2 separate regions of the Homo sapiens genome follow, and region 2 is linked to region 1. The links are chromatin contacts, found by Hi-C in ENCODE. All regions are on one chromosome and are shown on one strand. The core of a region is the stretch at or near the end of the contact, and the rest is flanking DNA. Distances in the headings are between cores, read along the strand shown. Region 1 holds the start of LINC02850 (long intergenic non-protein coding RNA 2850). Region 2 has its middle 82 kb from the start of APOB.

Region 1 (2,986 bases), core at 274-2,773:
AAGGAAACTTTAGTTTCCTATCAGTTGATTTTGGGTTCCCTACCCTCCAAACTTCACTGTAAATTCTCTTATCTTTGGATTTGGTAAAATGTTTTAGATGAACTGTTGGTTAAAAGAAAAAGCTGATCGATTACCAGACAAAACATAATCTCCACTGTCAAAGATACATTTTGAAAATCATTGTAATTTTTAATAATTAAGTGTAAAACTCTGAAAACATATCTTCCCTTAAAATTTTTTTTCCCACAAAATCCTCCTAGAATTCACATTGTATAAAGTGTATTCTTTCTTAATTTCCTAGTTTCTAGCTACTTCCAAGTGTCTCTGTTGCTGGAACTTTGCAGAGTGTTTGCTTAATAAATATTTGTGGACTGAAAGAAGAATCAGATTATAATAGACAGTATATGAGGACATGGCAAATCTCTTAGATCTAAAATGGTTCAGATGATGGTCTGATACCATATAATTTATAATTTAAGTAGATTATAATATGGAGCTATAGCCAGGTAAGTCTTTAGTTCTCAGGTGAGAAAGTTATTGTCTTCATAGTTGGCTGTGGATATGGTAGGATACATAAGCAGCAACACCAGGCTATTATTAAATTAATCTAAGAATGTGAAATATTTGAGGGCCAAGGCTATGGATAATATCAAAGGAAACTAAGTATACTGAAACTGCATGATGTCTGATGTGAAATATCTATAGAAAATTGGAAACTTCCTTCCTTTGCTCTGGCTCATGGTAGGTTTTAAACTGCATTTACCAACTTGGTTCTTGTCTGAAACTGACGACAATCTTATGGGGCAGGAGGCTCAGAAAGTCCCTGTCTTTTTGAGGGGTGAAGAATTTTAACCTCAGGAGGGTTTGTTGACCTTCTAAGGTTTTCCAGCATTATTGGCAGGTTTTGGACTGAAACACAGACTTCTAGACTCTTCATCAAGTGCTCTTTCTCATTCTAACATCAGGAGAAAAGAAAACAAAGCATAAGAAGAAAGAAAAAGAAAAAAGTTTAATTTCATAGGTTGTTACAAATGATAGGCTTATATTAAAAAGTATTTTAAAATGTAATAAATATGGTGAACTTCGTAATAGATTTCCTGGGAAAAGTTTCTAATGGTTCAATGCATTTACACATGTCAGTCTTCAAATCCAGCCCTTCTCAGGTCTTTGGAGGCAGAAGAGAATAAAAAGAAGGCACCTGGGCCTCAAGCTCCCTGTTCAGGCATATTTCCATTTTCGATTCCAATGTCTGCACTAGCTGCCAGAACAGTCTTCCCAAAACACAAATCCAATCATGCCACACTCATTTAAAACCCTTCTGGTATTCTGCCCCAGCTTCATGTCCCACCTTTCAAAAAATCCACACTGAGGCTCTTTTATGTTTCTTCATCTTTGCTTATGTGGCCCCTTCTATCTGGAAAAACAAAGAAGCAAATAAACAAACCTACTTAGCCTTCAAGGCTCTGTTTTGATATCTTGTCTTCTGTGAAGACTTCCATGATCTTCCACCGTTACCTGTGCTTCTAAGACAGAATTAGGCCTACTCTTCTGAGTGTGCCCACAGACCACAGTGCTTACTTACAGATTCCATTGCAATTGTGATGCAGGTCTATACATAAGTGCAGAGATTTTCTGCAGGCTCTATCCAAGGAAACCTTAGTTTTCTATCAGTTGATTTTGGGTTCCCAAAATGTGTGCACATACACATTTGAACTGTATTTTGAGCTTCTCGCTGGCTGAGCCTTGTCTTCTTTCCACATGTTGCACAGTGCCAGCTCTTAGAAAGTGATGAATTAGTAAACTCAAGAAACAAATGCAACAGTCCCAGAAGAACCACAAGGTTTCTGGTCATCTGGGATTTCTCTTTACAGAAGAGAATGTGAAGAGTGTCCCAAGTTCAAAGGAGTTTCATTTTGCTCTGACTTCTTATGTGGAGATTAAATACAAAAATGTTGAGGGTAGGGAAGAGTCCAAGGGAAGGCATGAGAGTTGCAGACATTGCAAAAGCTGAGGTCACTATAAACCTGGACTTTAAAGCTTTGTAAAGCTTTGAGTGATATTATTTCATTCTCTTAAAGGAGAAACCACAAGTAAAGTGAGTACCTGGCAGATAACTGATGCTCAACAAAAGTAAGGTCCCATCTCTGTGTACTTGTCTGATGAAATGCAATCTACATTCTCCTTAAACTTATTCATTCCATTACTCAACAAATGTTTACTGAGTATCTGCTCTCTGCCAGGCCTGTGCTTTTCCAAGAAGAATGTATGGAAGAGAACAAAGACAAGAGTAAATCCTTGGGAGATGTTTGCTGTCCAGCCTCTGTTGTCTTCTATACATTCTTCTTGGAAGAGCTCATTTATTGTGGGGGTTTCATCTATATGTTAAACACTGACCATTTTATCTCTCTCCCAGATCTCTCACCTGATTTGTATATCCAATGCCAATTAGCCATCTCTACCCACAAATGCAACATGCCCATGGCTGACCCTGTTGTCTTCCTCTCAATGCCTGATATTTTTCCCTTATTCCAGGAAATATCATCACCAGTCACTTATACTCCAAACCCTGGAATCACCAACTTCAAAGAATATTTGTTGAGTGTCTCCCTTGGACCTTGCACTAGGAGAATATTTTGATAAACATTGTCTGATCTTTGTTTTTTCTTCTTCTTTATACCAGTCCTTCACTCCCACTTCCCCATATCCAGCCTACTTAAATTTGATTTGTTTGATTCCTACAAAGTTTCTTTCCCTCCTCCTCTTCTTCTCCATAGCCAGTGTCCTGATTAAAGTTTTCAAAACCTCTCACTTTTACCATTGGAATATCTTCCTCTCCTCAATGCTTCTAGAGAATTTTGTGAAGTCTCTGTTGGCTCCTCTTTCTTGCAGAATGAAGTCTACCCTCAGTTTGCCATCCAGAGTCTTAAATGATCTGGTGATGGCCCACTTACCTAGCCTTATCCTTCTGTGCCTTTCCTCACTCCAG
Region 2 (2,947 bases), core at 316-2,815, 100 kb before region 1:
TGAAGGGAATTTAACTAGAGTCTTAATTGGAAATGCAAAGAGTTGCTGATACCATCAAAAAAGGAAGAAGCTGAGGGAAGTGACAAGACAAGCTCTTCTTTCTAAACATCTGGTCCCACTCTCTCAACAGCTTCATAAAACACTGTTCAGAGCCGGCAGATGCATCAAGAGTACCTGGCATACAGCTACGTACCCTGAAGCAGGTGGACCTCATCAAACTTTGGCTACAAAGTAGTTCCCTATTAGCTTGCCCTTTGATTTACATTCTCGCATGAGAGTATCTCCAGGCAACGCATTTGAACAGCAGAGGCCTTTGCAGAAAACTCACAACACATGTGAGTTTTTTTTTAACATGTGGGATGCTACTCCACCTGGGGGTAAGGCTCACCTTTTGAGAACAAGAAGAGGGGAAAATCTGGACAGCCACAAGCCAGTCAACAAACCCAAATTGGATGCCGTGGCTGCAGTGAAGTATAGAGCTCACCACCAGAGGGCAGCAGTGCACACAGACACAATGTAACCTCCACATTGGAGGAGAAAACAGGTGGAAGAGGAATTAGCAATGTGCCCAAGGCTCACAGTAAGTACACACAGATGGAGGCTCAGAGCCCTGGCCTCTTACTCCCAGCCAGTCCTCCTCCACTTGCCCCCAAGGTCTCAGGAAGAGGTCATTGTGGATGGTTAGGCATCTTTATTTTACAATTGAAGTTGCCTGGTCAGACCTTAGCATCTCCTCCCAGGGAGCATGAGAGCCCTCAGCAATTCTGAGATGCTGGATGCTCTAACTTTTTTGACCTTGACCCATGGTAAGAAATACATTTAACGTTGCAAGCCACTTTTAGTATACTGTCTATCATGTGCAAAACAGCAGCACATTTTTACAAAGCAATACCCTTATTTCTCAATTCTGTCTCTTTTTTTTAATGCTAGACAGGTCTTCATCCACTACTCATATCACACTCTACTAATTGGTCACCAGTGCTGATTCAAAGGGTGGCATGGAGAGTGGCCCTTCAAAGAAAGTAGGCTGCCCCAGTCCTCTGCTCTGTTATCCCTGGATGCTACAGGCCCTGCAAGAGCTTAGGAGGGGTCTAGGGAGCTGAGCTCCTCCCATCTAAGAGGGAGAATCATGGCCCAGGGAAAGTACCATAGATAACCTTAACGGATAATTTAGCTTCATTTTGCCTATGTCATTCCTTCATTCATTCCCTCAGCAAACATTAACTCACCACTGAGAGTTTAGTCCTGTCCTTAGCCAGCCCCTGCCAGGAGGTGGTGACATGTGGTTTTAAACATCCACAGCCTTCTCCCGCAGCCTACAGGTCCCAAGACCTCTGTGGGTCCTGATCCTGAAGTTTGTGTGAAGGAGAAGATGGGAAGAGTGAATGGGGAACAATCTGAGGCAAGAGGACCAGAAGATGCTCATGGCTCAGGGGCTGGACCAGGCAGAAGCTGCAAGGGGAATTTTCTGACTAGAGGCTGGAATCTCAACACATGGGCTCAGAAACAGAGGCTCCATGACGCTTCCTCCTGCCGCCAACCCATGCACCTCCCGACTCAGAAGCAACCCCCCCGCCATGGGGCACAGCTCATAGATCTATTCTTAACGTCTTTCCTGAGACTCTGCCAAGTATTTCACTTGCTCAATTTCATTCCCTTGCTCCCTGCATGTTATTTTATGAAGAAACTCAAACGAGGAGACATCTATCAATTATCAACCCCCAAGTGATCCTAAAGCCCTGCTTAAATGCAAGGGCGAGATTTTAAATCTAATTCCCTGATGTCTGGGGTGAATTCCTGGTGAGGTCCCACAACTAAACAGAGAGCTTCCTGCCTCAATTCTGGAATTCATCTCTGCTAAGGGAAGAAAATGCATGACAATAAAAATCTGCCAAGCCCTAAAGCTAGGGCTCTGTCCTGAGGATGCTAGCTCAGCCCTCTAGCTTGGCACTGTTCTCTCATCTCCCATCTGCAACTGTAGCCCAGAAGACAAAAATGACTCAGAAGAGAACTGGTTCATTGCAAGTGATATTTATTGGGTGTCTACAGGTTGCAAAGCAGTGAATTTAGCATCAAGGAAAATAAGAAGATGAGTTATACCCAATTACTTCTTCAAGTTTTTCCACAGTTGGGTAGAGGAGGTAAGATAAGCCTTGGCTTGAGTAGCAGCCCTCTGAGAACCCATCCCTCTCTCACCCAGGGTACTGGGCCCTTTTTTGACCATGCTTCTTCCCTGAACCTGTTCTTCGCTTACCACATGAGATTGTATTTGTTGGCTCACCTGTCTGCTACTCAAGTAGAATGCCATTTCCTTATGAGCGGTTTGGAGTGATGCTCAGCTACTGGCTTCAAAAAAGAAGGAAGGGGCCGGGGCCCCAGGAATACAGGCACTTGAAGGTGAAAAAGGGAAGGGAATGAATTCATCCCTGTATTAGCTTGTTCTCGCATTGCTGTAAAGAACTACCTGAGACTGGGTGATTTATAAAGAAAAGAGCTTCAATTGATTCACAGTTCCTCAGGCTGCACAGGAAGCATGGCTGGGGAGGCCTCAGGAAACTTACAATCATGGCGTAAAGTGAAGGGGAAACAGGCACATCTTACACAGCCAGAGAAGAAGCAAGAGAGATCGAGGTGCAAGGTGGCTACACACTTTTAAACAACCAGATCTTGTAAGAACTCACTCACTATCACAAGAACAGCAAGGGGGAAGTCTGCCCCCATGGCCCAATCACCTCGCACCAGGCCCCTTCTGCAACATTGAGAATTACAGTTCAATGTGAGATTTGGGTGGTGACACAGACAGTTCAATGTGAGATTTGGGTGGTGACACAGACAGTTCAATGTGAGATTTGGGTGGGGACACAGAGTTGAATTACATCAGTCCTAGAAAGGAATACAGCCTTGCCAACACCTTACTTTTAGCCCAGTGAAGCCCATGTCAAACTTC

What was found. Hi-C counts contacts between places; a loop is a spot of excess contacts on that map. Pooled maps may share reads with other maps.
Region 2: a map of mammary epithelial cell shows a loop between it and region 1 (2.5-fold over the local background). The contact joins the enhancer-like site here to the promoter of LINC02850 in region 1. A Hi-C loop is called at or near these places in 2 of 168 maps with a recorded cell type or tissue (OCI-LY7 and mammary epithelial cell), 1 of 37 single-sample maps with no recorded cell type and 4 of 50 pooled maps.

The regions. Positions count from the first base shown.
Region 1 is chr2:20,858,320-20,861,305 of GRCh38, reverse strand. It overlaps LINC02850 (long intergenic non-protein coding RNA 2850), which reads right to left and starts at 1,523. Exons shown (of 2, transcript NR_187137.1): 1 at 1,349-1,523; 2 at 1-955.
Region 2 is chr2:20,960,694-20,963,640 of GRCh38, reverse strand. No RefSeq gene overlaps it. Among named protein-coding and RNA genes, the nearest start is that of APOB, 82 kb to the left of the region's middle. RefSeq lists an enhancer at 538-587. Within about 2 kb of position 1,565, at least 2 of the 41 ENCODE cell types and tissues checked have a DNase peak (open chromatin) inside an H3K27ac peak, as active enhancers do.